Linked DNA regions of Homo sapiens: region 2 is linked to region 1. Evidence: chromatin loops called from intact Hi-C (ENCODE). Cell type or tissue: endothelial cell of umbilical vein. All regions are shown on one strand. Links, peaks and the distances in the headings refer to the core of each region. The heading gives the core; the rest is flanking DNA.

The links. A loop is a pair of places that touch in the nucleus more often than their neighbours do. Peaks named below come from ENCODE experiments on the same cell type or tissue, not always from the same donor. Only the 100,000 strongest peaks of a DNase experiment are listed, where the experiment ranks them.
Region 2: a loop joins it to region 1, with 2.9 times the contacts of the local background. A loop is called at or near these places in 2 of 110 quality-filtered maps.

What each region holds. Positions count from the first base shown.
Region 1 is chr6:93,673,121-93,683,471 of GRCh38, reverse strand. No RefSeq gene overlaps it. Among named protein-coding and RNA genes, the nearest start is that of TSG1, 29 kb to the left of the region's middle. In endothelial cell of umbilical vein, for the core only: no CTCF peak of the experiment used is centred there; no DNase peak of the experiment used is centred there; H3K27ac peaks cover 649 bases.
Region 2 is chr6:93,780,442-93,790,792 of GRCh38, reverse strand. It overlaps LOC124901496 (a long non-coding RNA gene), which reads right to left and starts at 2,688. Exons shown (of 2, transcript XR_007059928.1): 1 at 2,633-2,688; 2 at 390-692. RefSeq lists enhancers at 2,948-3,473, 3,474-3,998, 3,999-4,525. In endothelial cell of umbilical vein, for the core only: no CTCF peak of the experiment used is centred there; a DNase peak (open chromatin) is centred at 5,502; H3K27ac peaks cover 291 bases.

The sequences.
Region 1 (10,351 bases), core at 1,390-9,389:
AATGGTGATTGAGGTGGGGGAAATGGGGATAATGGGGATATACAGTTACAAAAAGTATACAATTGCAATGATAAGATAAATGATTTCTGGATCCTAATGTACAGCATGATGACTAAGGTTAATAGTAATGTATACTTGAAATTCACTACATCATAAGTAGATGGATATGTTAATTAGCTTGATTATGGAAATTATTTGATAATGTATATGTATATCAAAACATTACATTGTTATATACATATATAAAATATTTGTCAAGTATATCTTAGTAAAGCTTAACAAAAATGAGTTGTGTGGGGTAAAAATGAACTTTGGGAAAATATTTAAAATTTTCTTCTTTGATAGTATTAAGAAAAAGTACTAAGGGTAGGGAAAGGTTATTAGTTTGCTATCACTCAATCCCTGCTGAGCAGAGTAGAACAGGAATAAAAAAAGGAAGTCAGCTCTATAATCCCAGCTGCAGGCTGATGAATCAGTCAGTGATTAATTGTTGCTACTAGTAATTGAAATAATCATATTTCAGAGAGAAAAAAAAACATTTGGTCTCTAAAATATATTTGCTTAAAAAATGTATTGCTGCAATATTATTGAACTTTTAAAAAGGAGGTATAAAGATCTTCATGCAAAACTAAAAGGGATGTGATTACCAAAATCACTCCAACATCTGGTAGTAGGTCTTAAAAACTCCCCTCTGACTGTCAAAATCAGTAGTTCCCTTTACACCAGGCCTCTTATTTCCTTACAGACTTTTCTTTTAAAACAGAATTTGCTTTATAGAGAACACAGCATAATGTAGAATGCAAACTAACAACGATAAAAATGACAATATACATTGCCTAATTTTCAACAAAGCAGTGAGTTTATGTTTACTCTCCCCCACAAAATGGTGTTCATGCTTTTTAATTGATGTTAGTGTGACTCATTTGACAGAGCTTATCATGCTCCAAATTCTAAGTATGTAGGACCCTACCCTAAGAATTCTGGAGTCATTGTCTTCAAGGAGTTTACTCTTTTGTTGTAAAAACATAGTATATACATAAAATGTTAATAATAGCACATGGATAATATAATCACTAGAAAAAACTTTCTAAAGTTGGAAATTTACATTTAGTGAGTGCTTAATATCTTATTCAGGCTGTCTACAAAGTTTTCTTTTAACTAATTTCTGAAACAACCCTGAGATGAGGATATCATATCAATTTTAAATGAAGAATAAACAGGATCAGAAAGGTTAAGTGATTTGCTCAATTCCACATTGTCAGTACATAGTAGAACCAATTTTCAAATATGATTTTGGGTCCATCTGATTGCAAAAACAAGAGACAGAGAGAGACAGAGAGAGAGAGAGAGAAAAGTAACTTCACATTTTAAATCCTTGGTGATGATATAAGTCTTAAAGAATACCATTTACAGAGTAGAAAAATTGGGAGAAAAAAATAAAATAGGAGGAAAGATGAATTTATTGTTATTGTTTCTGAAGCAATGCTAGGGCATATAAATATAAATGTCCAATAAACAGAGACCATTTTTTAAAATTCCAATTTAAAAATATATTGAGGGCCAACCACGGTGGCTCATGCATGTAGTTCCAGTACTTTGAGAGACCAAGGTGGGAGAATCACTTGAACCCAAGAATTTGAGACCAGCCTAGGCAACACAGTGAGACCCTGTCTCTCAAAAAAAAAAAAAAAAGAAAAAAAGAAAAAAAAAAGAAAAGAAAAGAAAAGAAAAAAAGAAAAAGAATTTAAATTAGCCAAGTATGGTGGCACACGCCTGTATTCTCTCTCAGCTTCCCAGCTTCTTGGGAGGTTGTGGTGAAGGATGGCTTGAGCCTAGGAGGTTGAAGTTGCAGTGAGTCAGGATTGTGCCACTGCACTCCAGCCTGAGAGACAGAGCAAGAACCTGTCACAGTAAAAAATAAATCAGGACTGGAGATGTGAATATGGTACTTAATTGTCCTTCAATGTGGACACGATGAAAAGTCAATAAATGAGCAACTATATTCTTGATTCCAAACAACTAGATTATGTCCTTGAGCAGTTTGAATTCTAGAGAGTATGGGGAATAGCTAGCAAAAATGGCTGTAACAATCCCTCCCTTGCCTGTAGGTACATGCTACTCCTCATGTTAAAAAAAAAAACGGAATTTATTTATCTTCTCCTTCAATCTGGATTGACTTTAGATTTGATTTAACCATGTGGTGGAAGTGAAATTGTCCTTGTTCAGGGCCTAGACTTTAAGAGACATAGCCGCTGATTATTTCATTCTTTTGCTATCCTAAGGCTTCTAGAAAAGAAGTCTAGGCTATCCACTTGGAGAAAGTGGCCATGTGAATAAAAGGACCCCAGCAGCAGCCCAGCACCATGGTTCCTGACATGTGAGTAAGGTCACCTTTGATCCTCTACCCCAACTATCACCTGAATGAGTGAATGCAGCCAAGATCACAGAGCACAGACGAGCCATCCCTGACAAGCCTTGCTCTCATTCTTGGAAAACAGAATCATGACTAATAAGCTGGTTGCATTTTAAGCCACTAAGTATTAAAGTAGTGTGTTGCACAGTATAGCTAAGAAACAGAAGGGGACTAACAACAATTAATTTATTAAATATTTGTTTTCCTTCCTGACAGACAATGAAACATTCCCATAAGAAACATAAAGCAGGCTGGGGACAGTGGCTCACGCTTGTAATCCCAGCACTTGGGAGGCCGAGGCGGCGGATCACGAGATCAAGAGATCAAGACCATCCTGGCCAACGTGGTGAAACCACGTCTCTAATAAAACTACAAAAATTAGCTGGGCGTGGTGGCATGTGCCTGTAGTCCCAGCTACTTGGGAGGCTGAGGCAGGAGAATCGCTCGAACCTGGGAGACGTAGGAGGTTAAAGTGAGCCAAGATCATGCCACTGCACACCAGCCTGGCCACAGAGCAAGACTCTGTCTCAAAAGGAAAGAAAGAAAAGAAAAGAAAAGAAAAGAAGAAAAGAAAAGAAAAGAAAAGAAAAGAAAAGAAAAGAAAAGAAAAGAAAAGGGCCAGGCACGGTGGCTCATGCCTGTAATCCCAGCACTTTGAGAGGCCGAGGCAGGTGGATCACGAGGTCACGAGATCGAGACCAGCCTGACCAACATGGTGAAACCCCATCTCTACTAAAAATAGAAAAATTAGCTGGGCATGGTGGCACGTGCCTGTAATCCCAGCTACTCGGGAGGCTGAGGCAGGAGAATTGCTTGACCCTGGGAAGTGGAGGTCACAGTGAACCGAGATCGCACCACTGCACCACTCCAGCCTGGTGACAGAGCAAGAGTCCATCTCAAAAAAAAAAAAAAACAAACAAACAAAATAAAAAAAAGGAAAGAAAAGAAAAACATGAAGCAAGGCTTAAAGATGAAGAGCTACCAAGGAAGTGGTAAAGAAGTATTTACATTGGGTGGTCAGAGAAGGCTTCCTGAAGAGATAACATTCAAGCAGAAAAGGAAGTTAGATAACTAAATGGGTAACAGAGATGAGTCACAAACATCAGAAAAAAATATACATATATATATCTACAAATGTTTTCGTGATATGTTATAAGCAATATATTCAAATCAAATTCACCATCCTTCCTATATTGGCATCCACATAGAATGCCCATCCTGTCATCTCCTTTTCTCTGCATTACTATTTATCTTTACAAATCAATTTAGCTGTCATCTTCTCCAGGAAGACCTACCTGACTTTTCTAATCTGGGTAGTGCTCTCTTCTATGTCATCATAGCTCCCTGTATTTTCTTATATGACAGTTTGTAATATACATTAACCTTAGAGCTCTTTTAGAGTAAAGAAATTCTAACTTTGATATACCCTGCAATATGTACATTGCAGGTAAAATGGCAATGTTTTTCTGCCTCTACTTACACTGAATTCACTATTCTTTCTTTTGTTTTATTTTATTTCCTAATGGTTCCTAGTGTAAGCACGTCACCAAAATTTAGATTAAATCAAGAAAAAAGTTTTTGACCAATGGCTGCTTAATCTGTCACTGAAAAGTAGCAACAAAACCAAGCTTTTATCAACCAGAAAACATATTGTGCTTCCTTTGGGAAAGTAAACAAGACAGTAGACATAGAAGCCTCACACAAAGGGGGAAAATAAACTGAAGGATTTTAAGAGTAACACCTGTCAAATGGAGCAGTAATGTGTATGGTTTGACAAAATAGGCTGGTGACTGTCAAAGTAAATAATAAATCTTCCAGCTCTGACTAATGACTGAACTATGCTGGAAGACTTGAGGGAAGCATCCAATAAAATGCAAAATTGAAAGAAAAATTGGAACGGTCGGCACAGCCTCCTAGCAGCTAAATTTCAAGTAATTTTGGAAAAACACAAACCATTCACCAGGTTCCATGGCAGAGGGAAAAGTTCCAAAAACTGTTCTGATTGAGCATTCTGCTTTAGTTAGGAAATCACATCTCTTCTGATGGAGTGCCAAGAAGTTGGTTTCTGCTTTTTCAATACAGAAAAAATCCTGCCGTGACTGTGACATTCTCTGTGCAGACATTCAGCTGACTGCCAATAATATCATTAGGGAAGAACAGCTAGAGCTGGACCCCTTTGTACGTAGAGTGAAGCAAACTGCAGAAAAGGCATAGATCCAGGGAAAGCCCATCTCTGATACCTTTCTATTTTCATTTCTTCCCAATTCAGGTACCTAATTTCCTTTAGTCACAGCTTCTTAGAAGACTATCTTATTTTTTCTTACCAGCAAGCAAAGATTTTCTAACATTATTATAAAGAAAACTGGCCAAGTGTCTGCTGATTATGTTATGATCCTTCCAGGGGCAGTTTCATTTATATAAATTGTTTCTTGAGGACCCAAAAAGCCTTGATAAATTTCTGTTCTAGAATTTAATAATATATCACAAGTGGAAGAATGCATCACTAGTGAAAGAATTTTAAGCACCTCAAAAACACAGTTCTATAAAAGTCATCTTTTTTCAGAAACTTTCCACTTATCTCTCAAGTTCAAAGTAGCAGAGGTGAGTACTGGTTTTCCCTCTGTCTGACTCCTTTAATTTTGTCTTTGTTTCCAGAGTAAACTATGCTCTAGATTCCCTATATCATAATGAAAGAGAGAGGAGGAAAAACAAAGTATCCTTTTTTAAGGGGGGACCATCTCTAGGTATTATTTAGCCTGCAATAGCATGGCTTGCTTTCTTATTTAATTATTTTTATTTATGTTCTTCCACTATTTATTTCTCCTTCATGTCTTTTATGCATTAGATTGTATTGAACCTAGTTCCAAATATGTTTTTTTCATAAAATTTGGTTACTGTTATAAGTAAGCAAAGTTGAGATGAGAAATAAACTAAATATTAAATCTAAAAACATACGTTTAATATTTGTTTTTTTCTAACTTAAATATATTTGCTAAAATCTGTAATTTAAAAACCTCCTAACCATTTTATTTATTTTAGGCACTGTCTTGAAGAATTATACTGGTCTAAAAACTGCATTTTATTAATATATTATTTTCATAGCCATACTTATGAAAGCAAAACATCAAGACATTTTCTGATTACAGAATGAATATTTGAATTCAAGATCATGCCAGATTTATGGCTAGCAAATCGCTGTCAATGTGTATCCCAAGTGCAGTGAGAGGTTGGCTCCCTCAAATACCCATGACTCAGAAATGACAGGAATCAGGATGCCTTTGCTTCTTTCCCAGTGATTTCAACATTCTAGGATGATTTGATTCAACAACCCTTTGGTTGATCCATTCTACTCTGATAGGTGGTTATCCAACCCAGTCACCACCATGTCCAAGGAATCCTGTACTTCTTGCAGCAATTATTCTGCTTGGCAGGACTCTCTTCTCTGAAGCTTTCTCTGCTCATTTTTCTTGCTGCCTCTGCAGGGTCAGTAATGTGTCTGCCAGTAAAGTGTTGTCTCTTTCCATTTCCTATTCCCATAACCACAAGGAATAGAAGCAGTTCCTTCGTTGAGGAAAGAGTATTTGTCCATTAATAACCACGCTAGTCTAGCATTCAAATCCCTCGTTGACACTTAGGTCATTTTTACCTTGGACTACTACAACCACATACTGTGCTGTCTCCAAGGCTTTATTCTTCTCTCCAGTTTAAAATGATATGCACTCTACAGTTCAAATCATTTTCTAGATGCATTTAAGTTATGCCCATGGGAAGAAAGAGCCTGAGCTTGGCAATATTGCATACAGGAAGTGTGGTGTGGAATGCAAAGAATTGTCTAAAAGAAGCATTTAAATACACTATATGATGACAGAGACTCAGCTTAATAGTTTTTTGCACTCCAGGAATCAAGAAATTCCAATAAACTATTACAATTTTAATGGCTACCTTTGACAAATTATGAGAATTTGATCTGCCTGGATCCCACCTTATTACAAAGTTATTAAAAATATTTTGTGTAATTTGCAAAGTAAAAAGTCACTGAATAGTACTGTCATGTTGTTATTTACTAACTTCTACTCTGATGCAGTCAAATCAGCAAAGAAATTGTAGGAAGCTCCTTGAACAATAGGTACATGGTTTGCCAAATATGCTCATAAGAAGAAAAAGCAAAACTTAGAGGAATGTGAGACTGAAATAGAAAAAACAAACAAACAATTGTCTGCTATCCTGGGAAACTCTGTTTAATTTCCTGGCATCTGAGCCATTTTTGTAACCTATGTTTTGGAATTACTATAGCCCTGTATGAAAGAGTTAATTCATTACCAAAAGGTGAGCCATTTCCTGTCTACTCAATTGTAGAATCAGACTAAGTACTATTTTATCAAAGGAGCATTGGCTGTCACCCAGCGTTAATCATTTTCAGAACAATTATGATTTACTTTAGACATAAGGCTGATGGATTTTTATTTCCAGATTCCATTTTGGCAACTTTAAGCCTTACCTCATATGTAAGACTATTACTAAAAACAGTGCCTCTCCAAATTTTCATCCTTCATTATTTCTGTTTCTCCCTAAAAAAAAAAAAAAAATTAAAATTAAAATTAAAAAAATACAATTAATTACATTCGTTAGTTAGCCAATGTGATTGCCAATGCTAGCTTAAACATTGTTTGTATATAATTTTACATAGATGTGGAGCCAATAGAGATCTGAATGATTGTGTGCTTTTACACATCTTTTAGCTAAATTAAAAATCCAAAAGCTAAATCTTGTGTTCTGGGACAGCATGTGAATTTGATATTTCCTGGCGGCTATTGGAACCATAAACCATTGAATAGACTATATTCATTCATTTAAGTGGTTTGTGACTGTGAAAGACTAAATATTTACAATGTCTTTTATCCTTGGATACAATGTAATGATTTCATCATTTTAATAGCCTTTTACTCAAATGTGGTTGCATCCTGGTTAGATTTTAGACATGCATTTCAAATAGTTTGGGTCTCTGTAATCATTTCAATGACTCCCAAGATTGAAAAACAATATATAGCAAGAGTTCAAGTCTTTGAACTTATTACTTTAGTTTTGATTTATGTCTTCCCTCCAGAATTTTGCCCTGTTTACCAAACTTTGCTCTAAATGTTCAGATAAGAGATATTTGTGCTGAGTTGGTCAGTGGAAGGTCACTAACAGATCCCAGGCATATATTTATAAGTGCAAGTGCATGTACACAAATAGGGATTTGGCAACTTAATGTGAATGAACCAAGACAAAACCATAGCAGTCACTATAGAAACAATTAAAACAATATGCCCCCACTGAAAGCTATGGAAATAGCTTTGTGGTACATATGAAAACACAGTATTATCCCATTAAAGCAAATATCTAGGTTTTTTTTCCCTTTTAGACAGTCCTAACAAATGCCAGAATCTCTTTGTCTCATTTCAGAACGAAAAATTGATTTGTGTCTTCTTTCCTACCTCACGTAGGGTGAAAATTAAATCTGGTTTATTTTCAACATAAAAATGTAGAAACAACATTGGTTCATTTTACATTTGGTTCTAATAATCACAAATATTTATTTCTATGAATATTCAGTCTTCTGAATAGCAGGAAAATAAAAATACTGACTAACATATACATTGTCAAAATATAATTTGTGATTACTTCCCCTAAGGTGCAGAATGGATATGATCACTTAGAACTTTTGTACCAAGAATTTTTAAATGCTCAGCTCAGAGTAGTTGATACCAATGATTATTTTATGAACCATTATCCTAAAATACCTATCTAAAACGTACAATAACTTGGTTGGATCTTCTGTCAAACCATAATTTATGTCACAATGAGGTTAGATGCCAAATGAAATAAATAAAGGCTAAGGAATTTTTTGGCTTGTAATATACTGATACTTAATGAATGTTCAAAGAAAATCATGTTCAAAGGGGTGTCTTTTTTTCTACCCTACAAGGAGAAAAATATATATACTTTGGTTCTTTACCTGTTGATGGTTCTTTACCTGATAGGGTGACTTAACCCTTCATTCCTGAAAGGTCTGGGCCATTTGCAGTTCTGCCAGAATTGGATTGTCATAGTTTTCCATTGACTTTAATTATAGGGTATGTTAATACTAGGAGACACACTAAGGAATCTTCTGGATTTCAGACATACTCTTCCTTACCTTTATTGAGGAGGATTAGTTCAATTTCCCCTTCGTCATCAGGATTAATAATCCCAGCCAACACCACATCTTTCTTCTTGCCTGTTGACTCAAAGGCATGAGGAACCCAAAATGGCCAGGTGGCAGTCTTAACATCCAACACAATGAAATCATTGTTGTGTCTCCTGGTAGAAGCATTTGTTTCTGTGGAACTAAGACCTCTAGGCTGACAGAAATTAAAGCTGCAGAAACAGGAACCAAAAATTTTGCTAGTGGGTCACCAAAGGTAATTGTAAGTGATGCCACTCCCATTTCCACTCTTTGACTCCTAGACCTATATATCCTGGCTATCAGAGAAAGAGTACCACATAATGACACTGATTCAGAGCCTTCTGGAGAATCTTGCTCCAGCCCTGAAAGGTATTATTACCTAGCTGGTGCTGTAATTCAGTCTTCAAAAGAACATTCCATCATTCTATCAAGCCAGCTGCTTCAGATTGGTGGGGAACATGGTGAAATCAGTGAAATCCATGAGCATGAGCCCATTCTTGCACTTCTTTTGTTTTGAAGTGAGTTTCTTGCTCAGAAGCAATACTGTATGAAATACAATAACGGGAAATCAAAAAAAAATGGCTAGGAGGTTATTGTAATTATCCAGACCAAAATGATTCACAACTTATGTTAATTTGATTGTCCTGAAAAAGATGAAGAGGGAATGAGTTTGAGATAGAGATGTGGTAAGATTAATAAGATCTTCCCATGTAGAGATGGGGAGTATAGGTAAAGTAAATAGTATGTTGGTGTGATGAGTATATGTAATATATAAAATGTGTATAATTCTCTAAGCATGTGCTTAAATCTCTATGAGTATGAGAAGTATCCACTACTCTCGTGTGCTTCTCTGTGATGTTTGTCAATAACTACTTTATTCCCTATTTAACATTTTTCCCCACAGCAGATAAAGGATTTTTAAAATGTGTAAAGCAGATGCAAGCTGGAAATCCCTTTCTGTTAGTAATTTCTGAGATTGGATATGGATGATTAAAAAAAAAAACCACTGTGCCTACCCCTTCTTATCATGCTTTCATTTGGACAGCACTCTGTCAAGTCATAGGATTTTGGCCGCGATCTTTCTTACCATGTTTGGTGGGTGGCAATTAATCACATGGTGTGCATCACCCTTTTCACCCAGTACACTAATATACTGTGCTCAAGGATGCAAATGTTCATGGTAAAAACTTATCTGTTTGCATCCCCATGTTGAACGCATCCCGCATGTTGAATGAATGGCCTTAAAATTCCTGCATCGTTGTTGTCTATCTTCTGTTGTAATAGAGATACAGGCAGGAATTTAGCCTAATTAATTCCCATTTATAACACTCAGCACTGCCCCCTAAAAATATAGACATTTAATAAATGTTTTGGTGATAAAGGAATAACTTATCTTTCCTTGGATGCATCCCTTTCAACTGAACCAAGAAAAGCATACATTGTACTGGTTTAGGGAGGATAAATGTAATTCCATGACAATTAAAAATGATAGGAGGAGTAGAAACCCATCCATCTATCTAATGACTAAACTTCGCTGGTGAAGATTTGATAATTCTAGTGAATGTTTTAGTGGAGGAGACTTTTATTTTAATATATTAAAAAATTGAGGAAAGTCTAACTTTGTTAACTCAGTAGCTTCAAGCCATTTGAAGCAACCACAGTGAACTGAAGAAAAGGGTCTGATCTATATTTTCACTTCAGAACAAAAGAAAACGATGTTTATCCTATTT
Region 2 (10,351 bases), core at 891-8,890, 110 kb before region 1:
AAAAACACTTGCTTGGGAATTAAAAAAAGAGAGAGAGGTCATTTTTATGACTCTCATGAATCATCCTAAATGGATTATATCCAGGCCAACATTAATTTGTATGATTCCTCTGCTGAAAAGGGACTATAGCAGATGGATTATTATTATTCATATCCTTTACAAACAATACCTGATAAATGCCATTAGTATTACAAGTTCTTTGGGATGCATAAATTTATATTGTGCAAACTCAAACAAACCACTGGGGTTTCTATGTGTCCAAAGTGTTAGTGAGCATTGGTCCATATACTTCATTAACATTGTTTTTTAAAAAAGACTAATGAAATTGAGATATAAATTGTCCCCACTCCAACTCTGAATAAAAGAATACTCATCACAGAAAACTTGCATTATTTTCTTACCACTTAATTTATTTTTTAAATTTTGTATAAAGTCTACAGCTGAAATTCATTTTAATCTTCATTAAATGCTCCACAACTAATACTTAATTTCATATAAGTTTAGGTTCTCTATGAATACACAAGGAAAACTTCTTCAATTATTCTGTCATATATAATTAATTGCTGTATCAATATAAACTGATTTTTGTTTAATTGAGGTGGTCTCCATTGGTGAGTTCTCATTATCCCCTTGTAATTAGCAGCGTTTCAAGAGCCCTTTGAGGTGAAGACTCACATCTTCTTAACAGACAGCTATAAGGAGAGAATTCCGTTTAGATTTCAGACTGGCAAAAGGGGAGTGCCAACCAGTTAGCACTGTTTTTATCCACAAAGAAAGCATGGAGGTACCAAAGAGCTATGATATATTAGTTATAAAGGGCTATTTATGAATAGTTAGTTACAAAAAGATAAGATTTTAAAAGCTTTACTAGAAACACATCGTTTTTATAAAGTGTAAGTTTTTCAGATAGAAGTCACTTTGAAAGAATAAAATAATTATTCAAATTCTCTCTTCGGAACTTAAAATTTCACTACTAGTGTAGGGCAAGGAAAAGTGAAATGTGTTTTATTCCCCTGAGTACATAAATAAGCTGATATTATGTGCAACTGAATCAACAATGAGCTCATGTTCAAGTCTTTCTCTCCAGTGAAATCAGTAGGGAGTCATGTGCTCATGCTTCTTAATGGTGTCCTTATAACTAGAGATTAATTTCAAGTTTCATAATAAAAAATTTAATTGTAGATAATGTTATATGTAGAATCTTGTCACTTAATTGACTACCTAAAAATTTATTAATTAAGTTTTGAAGCAGAATTATTAATAACTACATGAAGTACACATTATTAGTTATTGGAAGTTATGAGCCTATATTTTATTTCAAGTATTATCATTTGATATATATATATATATATATATATATATATATATATTTTTTTTTTTTTTTTTTTTTTTTGAGATGGAGTTTCACTCCTGTTGCCCAGGCTGGAGTGTAATGGCATGATCTCGGCTCACCGCAACATCTGCCTCCCGGGTTCAAGCGATTCTCCTTCCTCAGCCCCCCGAGTAGCTGGGATTAGAGGCACGCACCACCACGCCTGGCTAATTTTGTATTTTTAGTAGAGATGAGGTTTCTCCATGTTAGTCAAGCTGATCTCGAACTCCCGACCTCAGGTGATCCACTCACCTCGGCCTCCCAAAGTGCTGGGATTACAGGAGTGAGCCACCGCGCCTGGCCCATTTGGTATATTCTTGATTAATGCTAAGTATGCATTCATACAAAGATAGTAAGATCCATAAGGACTATGTCCATCCTGTTTTCTTGAACTTACCATGGAATTGGTCATAATTTTTATAAGTAAAAGAGTAACTGTTAAATGAACATTGAGTCCATTTTAATATGGGTAAATGGCTTAAAATAATTAAGGAAAGATTCTACAAATTTCTTGTGAATAAGCCAAGAATAGAATCCAAGACTTTGGGTTTGGCTTTGTAATCAGAAGACACCATCTGATTTGTCTTACATGTCACACTATGTTTAAATCACTTGTGCTATTCAGGAGGAGGAAAGAGAGAGAGAGAGGGAGAGAAAAAGAATGTGTTAGGAGACCAAGGCAGGCGGATCACGAGGTCAGGAGATGGAGACCATCCTGGCCAACATGGTGAAACTCCATCTCTACTAAAAATACAAAAATTAGCTGGGCCTGGTGGCACACACCTGTATTCCCAGCTGCCTCAGGAGGCTGAGGCAGGAGAAATGCTTGAATCCCGGAGGCAGAGGTTGCAGTGAGACGATATTGCGCCACCGCACTCCAACCTGACCACAGAGCGAGACTGTTTCAAAATAAAAAATAAAAATAAAAAAATAAAATGAAGGAAGGAAGAAAGAAAGAGAGAGAATGTGAGCAAGTGTATGCCTAAATTTTAATTCATCTTTCTTACTGAATCAGCTCTTTCCTCAATGTTCTTCCTTAGTTATTTCTACATCATTTAGGTCATTTTTATCCATCATGTGTCTTTTCTGATCATTGAGTCCATGGATGAAGCAATAAGTTAACAATTATTATAGAAATTGCATTTAATTTTTATTATTAAAAATCAGTAAATATTTAGTAAAAACATTGAATATGTTAAATGAATTAATTTAATAAAATTAGTCTATGCCCCGGTAAGGAGTAGCTTTTGCACCACCTACCTTCAAAAGAAGAGGGAAGACATTCTGATTCGTAGTGCTGGACAAGGCTTGTAATCACTACTGCTTCTAAGGAGCAGCTATTTAACCACACAGTTCACCAGGATTAGTCAGCCTCATGCCATGCTTGTTTAACATGGTAGCTTATGTTCCAACAGCATCATGGTGAAGCCTATTCTCAGAATGCAGCCTTCAAAACAGGACTGTGGGTTGAGGAGTAGGAAGAAGGTTCACACTGTTGTTGCAATGCACTGTAAGTCTGTCCTCCAAGGACATAAGGTTCTTTTCAACCTGTGGAGGAAAACCTGTGTGTTTTCCACGACAGATGGGGAGTGGGAGGGAAAAAATGGTGTCCTTCTTTGTGTACTCCCTTTAGCTAATATTGCTTGGATATGCATACCAAACAAATATGTTTGGGAATAGAGTGGCATTGAACTGCCCACACGAATAATTGAGGGTGAGGGTCAGTGCCAGCTCTGCTTTCTATGCTCCTGTTTTAGTTGAGTGAGAAAGTGTAGGGTTCAGCAAATACGGGGTAATGAGCTACAGGTGAGTTTTTTGCATAAACTGAGATAAATGATCAGTTTGAACAGAGTAAAAATAAGGATGAGGAATTTTTTACTTTAGAGCTTGCTACAAATGCCTCAAAAGTAAAGCAACAGTCCCTATCCAAACATTGAGAAGTAGGCAATGTATTTTAAAGTAGTGACTAGTGTTGTTCATATGCCTTGATATTAGTAATAATATTTGGCATGCAAGCTCTCTGTTGCCTAGTTCACTGCACTCTATAATTAGAGTTTCTCATTATAAGAGCAATAACTCAGGATTCAAATAAACAACTCAGGATTTTGACATTTGTGGAAAATAGTACTGAAAAATCATTACAAGAAAAAGAATATTAAATACCTATAAGTGAAATATGGTCAACTTAGTCACCTACTGAAGAAAATGAATAATTACATTTGTAAAAGCAAATTACAAAGGGAAAAAATGCAGCCCGTTAAAATACGGCTAAATCACTTTTAATCCTATTGTTATGGCACTCGGCTTTGTGGCAGAAATTAAAGTATCCTGAGAAGAATTTCTTACCAAGAGAGGGTTAGCATGTTGAAGAAGACAGTGTTTTGGATTATTCTACATATCTCTACTATAAATAGGATACTTTTAAAAATGCTGTTTTGAGCTATTCAAGTGAGTTAGTGATCATCTATGGCAGACTTCACAATAATGATGGACTGACATATGAATAGAGGAAAGGCTTATCATTTTAGATGGACAAATCTTGGTGAATTCAAACTATAACCTGTAATCTTTAATTTAAACTAGCCACTTAGCTGGTAAAGGTAATGATTTGTCATGCGGCTTATTCATTTACTGTTAATCACCAGGATTCACATATTTGAAATCCCTAGCATTCAGAAACCTGTAAGAGGATTCATGCACGTGTTCTACTTTATGCTCCTGATTTGCAAAACAATGAGGCTGGTAATGATGTGAAAGATTTAACTGGCTCTCCTTGTGTCTCCTCTATCTGCACTGATTGTTATTTGTAAAGAGGAATCTTCAGAAGCCTGCGGTTCCCACAGGATGCTGAGCAGCCAGGCACTGGGTTAAGAATGACATCCTGTGTCAGGGATCAGATATCAGTCAGTTAATAGCTTTGCACTTAGAATTGCTGAATATTTTTTTCTTGTTAAAGGCCAATTTTTTTGTAAAGTTATTTTTATGTAAAGTTATTTTCATAGTCATAATATAATGTAGACTGGAAGATTCTTTGAAAATAGCAATGGTTTAAATGATTTCTTTAAAGCAAGATAACTTTCTATTTTATGTATCAAATCAGTTCATAATTTATATTTATGCAATCCAGATTCAAGAAACACAAAACAATTCTTGCCAGTCTTTGCACTGTGTATTCAGATTTTGCTGTTATTTTACAAGACTTATGCTGTAAGAAGAATTTGTTTTAGTAAAATAAGAGTGAACTATTCTTTTCCCTCATTGTCAAGAAGGTTATGTTTGTTCTATTTCCACTTTCACTTTCCAAAAGTTATTTTAATTATTCCAAGGAAATGTGATATAGTCACATTTTAATTTTTTTTCCTAATTACAAATAAGAACAAAAAATTCTCAAGTATTAAGATGTGAAAAACTATCGTAAGTAGGTATGTCCTGTCAGTTTTAAAATCTTAAATGATTTAATAGGTAAACAGTAAAAAAGTAAATTTCTGTTAAAAAAAAAAGAAAAAAAACCTCAGGGGCAGGATTTAAAATGGACAGACACAGTTTAGAAAATGATGTTGTCTTAATGGTGAACCTGCACACGCACACATACACACACACACACACAGCGGTACATAATGGGGAAAACATTAAAAGATTTAGCCAAAAATTGTTTTAGGGATTATATAATTTGGAAAAGGAAGGAAGGGAGAAAGGGAAGGAGAGAGGGGATGGAAGAAAGGAAGGAAAAAAGAAAGAAGGAGGGAAGAAAGAGGAAAAGAATAAAAGATTGAAATAGTGACAGCCTTCTTATTCCAGAATTCAAAGTAGACTCCCTTCACCTCCAAGTGAAACATGGACCTTAAACACTGGTAAAAATATGGCTACCGTATTCAGATTGTTACTGGTTTTTCAAAACCCAGCACCATGAACCGTAAAAACGAATAAAATTTACATCTGCCATTTTCTTTCTCTTTCTGTTTCTCATTCCTTTCTCCCTTTTCCTCCTACACAGCTTCTGTGCTAGTGCTTGTGTTTCAGTTTCATAATCTGTCCATTGTGAATTAAGAACATTTATTTGGCAGTTTCTCCTTACCGACGGGGTGCATGATATATTGGCCTCTGTGACACTGAGTCAGATCCTGCTCGGATTCCTACAGTTACTAGTAAATACCATCACTCCTGAGGCAAGCAAGAGTGCAGAATCAGAAACAACAGCAGATGCTGCATCTGTTGGAAGGGAACACAGTTAAGAAGTGTCGATGACTCAGTGACAGTTCTATTGATTTTTCTTTCTTATTTTTTGATGAGGATATGATGCAAAACAAATGCCTTTGCAGTGGAGACTTCAGGGCAATGAGATTTAAAAGTTCCTATTTTTTTTTTTACCTTGTTTTGTGAAATGTGATGCTACAATTACTAATGATACTGCAATGTTCATTTTTAGTTCCTTATCTGAGGGCCCAATAGCTGTCATCGTTTAAATGCAGAAGCCAGGCCTTGCAGTTGTTTTCTAATTTAGTTTGTAGTTAGTTTCTCAAATGATTTGAACACAGTTTTTGTTTGTTTGTTTGTTTGTTTTGTTGTTGTTGTTGTTTAACACACTCATTATACCACAGTGCCTGTTTTATCCTCTGAAGCTGTTATTCGGTCCATTTTAGCCAAATAAGTGGCTAAAAAGAGTAACAGTTTTGTTTTGTTTTGTTTTGTTTACCTTGGTGACTGCAGTATTGCACTGTTATACTATTAACTGTCAATTTTTAAAAATAAATGTACAAGGTCAGAGTTGTCTGCTTTGGTCTGAAATGTCCCTAGGTGTATAATTAATAGGAAATTTACTAGAAACATTCTACTTCCCTTCTCTCAGGGAGTTTTGTTTGTTTGCTTGTTCTACTGCTTGCCTACTTGCTAGCCATAGAGGATACTCCTGAGCATATGAAAAACATATGAAAAACATATGAAAAAAATCCCCCACAGTCATCTCCCCAACCACACCTCCCTTTGGCCAAGAAGGCATCTTTTAGCTAACTAAGAAATCACATTTTGTAAAACATAAGCTACTTTCACAATCGTGGTAAAGCACATAACTTTTTTAGACTTCTGTCACATTTTGTGAGCTTCGTTCCTGCTTTTTCCGTGGTTCACACCATTAACTAGATGAGTAGGTGACCAACTGAAAAATCACTAAAGTGCACTTTACCAAGAGTCCTGTTCTGTGTTGCCCATAGCATTAACAGCCATTTTTGTTGTTGTTATTTTAGAGGGATGAAGACATCTAGAAAGAGTAAGCCATGTGTATTCTGGGAAATGTCCCATTTTATGTATGTCTCCCAGCAGGATATTTAAAAGTTGTTTCAAAATTCCCTTATGATGAATTTATATTCACAGTGTCAACAAATCTTTACTGAATGACTGCTGGATACATGGCACTGCCTCACACTACAAGGAATAAAATGATTTAGATTATTCATCATTAAAATCTATTCAGTGCAATTAGAGAACCACCATATCAACAGAGTGCCTGGAGGAAGAACTCACAAGTATAGAGCCCTTAATCAAATGTAGGTACTACTCTGAGTGCTCTACACACATTATCTATACAACTCTGTGAAGTAGTATCTAATAGTCCCATTTTAAAGATGACGGGCTTAAGATTCAGAAAGTATAATTCAGTTATGGGATTGAGATTCAAATTCATGTCTTACTGATGATCAGGATTCTCTTATGGTCAAATGCCTTAGAAGTTTGAGAAGAAATATATGTCTGGCCTAAAAGGTCAAGGATGCCTTCAACAGAACCTTTTCAAATAAATACAGGGTGAATACTTAAGATAGCTAATCATACTGGAGGAAACTGAGCAGCACTGCTGGAATAATAAAGAGAAATTTGTATTTAGGGAGAAATGGATGCTTCCTAACTGGAGCCTGTAGATAGGCAGATGATAGATAGATAGATAGATAGATAGATAGATAGATAGATAGATAGATAGACTAATGATAGATAGGTGCTTAGAAATGTAGTTTCACATCAAAGTAAGGAAATCATTGAATGCCATAAAAATGTCATATTGCACTATTGTGAAAAAAGGTGAAAAAACAGAAATCTATATATTTTAATATAAATAATTTAATAAATCCTCCCTATAAGTAGTTCTTTCTCCACCAACTATATGAAAAACTATGAGCACTATTTCCACCTCAATAAATTAATCACACATTTTATGGATGAATCATATTTTATTCAACCTTTAGTTTCTTTATATCTATTTGGTTTCTTCCATTTTCTTTTTTTTTCCTTAAAAATATTCAATTGAATATCTTTAATCATATACTTGTATATATGTTCAATTACCTCCTTAGGAAACATTTCTAAATTTGGATTGCCAGGTAAAGAGGTTTTAATATGTTTTATCAAATTATTTTATAGAAAGTTTCTACCAGTTTAGATTCTTACTATGCCAAGTTAATTTTCCCTGAATATCACTTTCAGAACATCATTTACATACTTAACAAACGCTTTCCTATTTTCCTAACCTAAGTTGCTGAAGATGTCATCTTTATCCTTATCTCCACGTGCTAAATATTCATATAACACCCTCCCTTTTGTATCTTTTCTTCAGGTTTATTGCATTCAAGTTCTAGATTTGTTTCTGCATGCAATCCAGCCGACAGCAACTTTTCCTGAGCTATCTCCATTTCCTCCATTTATCTATTTATTTATTCAGCCATTCACATATTCACTTATTCAACAAAATTTATGAGCACCTGCTGTATGTTGGCATTGCACATACACATTGGATATAACATTTAAACTACTCTTTTGATCCTTTTAATTGAAAATGTGATGAAATAATTATTTAAAAGAATTTTTAAAGACTCCACTTTCCACTATTTTTAATGACTATTTTTTATCTTACCTTTCAGATTTTACCCATGTGCATATTTTAAAATACTGAATTCAAATGACAAAACCCTTCATGATTTTATTTAATATTTTAATTTGATACTTATTACTACCTCATATTGTAATTTATCTTTTACTACATATTAAGCCTTTACATTCCAGTTTTAAACTCTTGCTGCTGAAGAGAATGAAATTGATATGGATGAAATGTGACTAGATAGAATGAAATAAATAGATGTGTTAAGTCTCTTTTTTCTCTCTCCTTCAATCTGAAGCATATCTAGATGTGTGGATAGCAGTTACGCTATAAATAACCTAGTCATCTAAGGGATAACAGGGGTCAAAACTTAAAGAATAAAAAATCATATATTTTCAGCAACAAAATGATCTAGGATTAAGTCAGAAACATCATGCATATTTTTCCTGGGTAGTTTGGCTGTCTTGTTTGCTAAGAAAGAATGAGTCAGTTTTCATATATTACAGGAAAATAATATTTGCCTTCTAAATAGCTGACACTGGGTTTTGCATTTCCTAGAGCAACGAGGAAGAGTTGCCTGCAAAAGAAGGGAGATGAATTAAATGGTTCTGAATGTAGGCCAGAATCTTAGAGAAGATATTGCAGCCTGTAAGGTAATAGCAATGTAAAGATACTCAGTTAGTAAAAATTATTCCAGAAGGCTTCTGTTTAATGACTTCCTGGGACCACATATCTTCACATAATGTCAAACAGTCAAAAAGGTGTTTTTACATCTTTGAGGGAGAAACCAACTAAATGTCTCCCCAAATTCCCACACCACCACTTGTCTAGTTTGGAATCATAATCTTCCTGGATTTCTCAACTACTAGACCTAACTCTAATCTGAAAAAGTCTTTTAGAGATGGTGTTGCTCCCACCCCCAAAGACTCTTTGAAAGCTATATTGCTCCTTTGGAGCTGTCCCATGGCTGAAACTCAATCTGAAAGTTAAACAGTCCCTATAGTATGTCAATGGCAAAGAACATTTATATGGCAGCCCTGTATTCCTATGACAACTTATGGAGGTCCATCCTTAGGTCTCTAAGAACATTATCTACAGGAGAAGGTGCTGTCCACGGTTAACACTACACAGCCAATTCCCCACTTGTGTGGCTGTGGGTAATTCCTGACAAGTGCCCAATTGCCATCTTGAAATGGGGGACATTTGGAGCAGTACATGCTCCTATAGTAAATGATTAATGTGCATTTTTCTGATCCTGACAGATTCCAAAAGAAGAGTAGATTGCTAGCCATAAAACTAAGCAGCATCAATGTGACATTACTGGAAGAATCCGAAAGTCTTTGCAGAAATGCTGTGCTTACTCCAATGTTTCTCAAAAACCAGCAATTTTAAAGAGACTAGGGTCAATATAAATGAAATAAATGGAGGCTAAGATAAAATATGTCAGAAAATTTGCTGAAAGGTTATTTTAAGGTGGCCTGTTAAAAACAATAATGGGCCATTAGGCTGTCTTGTTAAAGGCATTAAAGTCACAGGCACGATGTATGAGTCACATGGGCAAGATTTTCCATTTTATATATAAAAAATTCAATATTAAATTTCTGGTAAAAGTACAATATTAGTGTTTCTGTGTATATTATTACAAATCTTATTTAAATTGTAGGCAGAAAAATAAGCAAAGTAATTAATGCCTGTAGAGATGTCCTATCTAAATGTTATATAATTAATGTCCCAATATAGATTTTAATGTATTTTATTTATAATTAAGTATGCATTTAAAAATATTTTTGGCTGATCACTTTACACTCAGGTATACTGACTCTCTTTGTCAAAGACATCAGTAATTAATTCATTTTTAAAGCAAAATTTTGAGCACCTTCAATGAATAGGATAACTTACTAGCTAATTGAGGATATAAATGATGTATACAAAACGGTCATCTCATCATCTAATCTGGAATTAGAGACAGGTGTTTTATGTGTGGGGTGTGTCCCCATGAGCAAAGCTTCATTTATTTTGTTCACTGCTGAAACTCCAAGAAACCTCAACAAAATCTAGCACAAAGAAGACATTTGTTAGTAAAAAGAATCCTTGCTTAAATCTTGCTATTTTGAAAATTA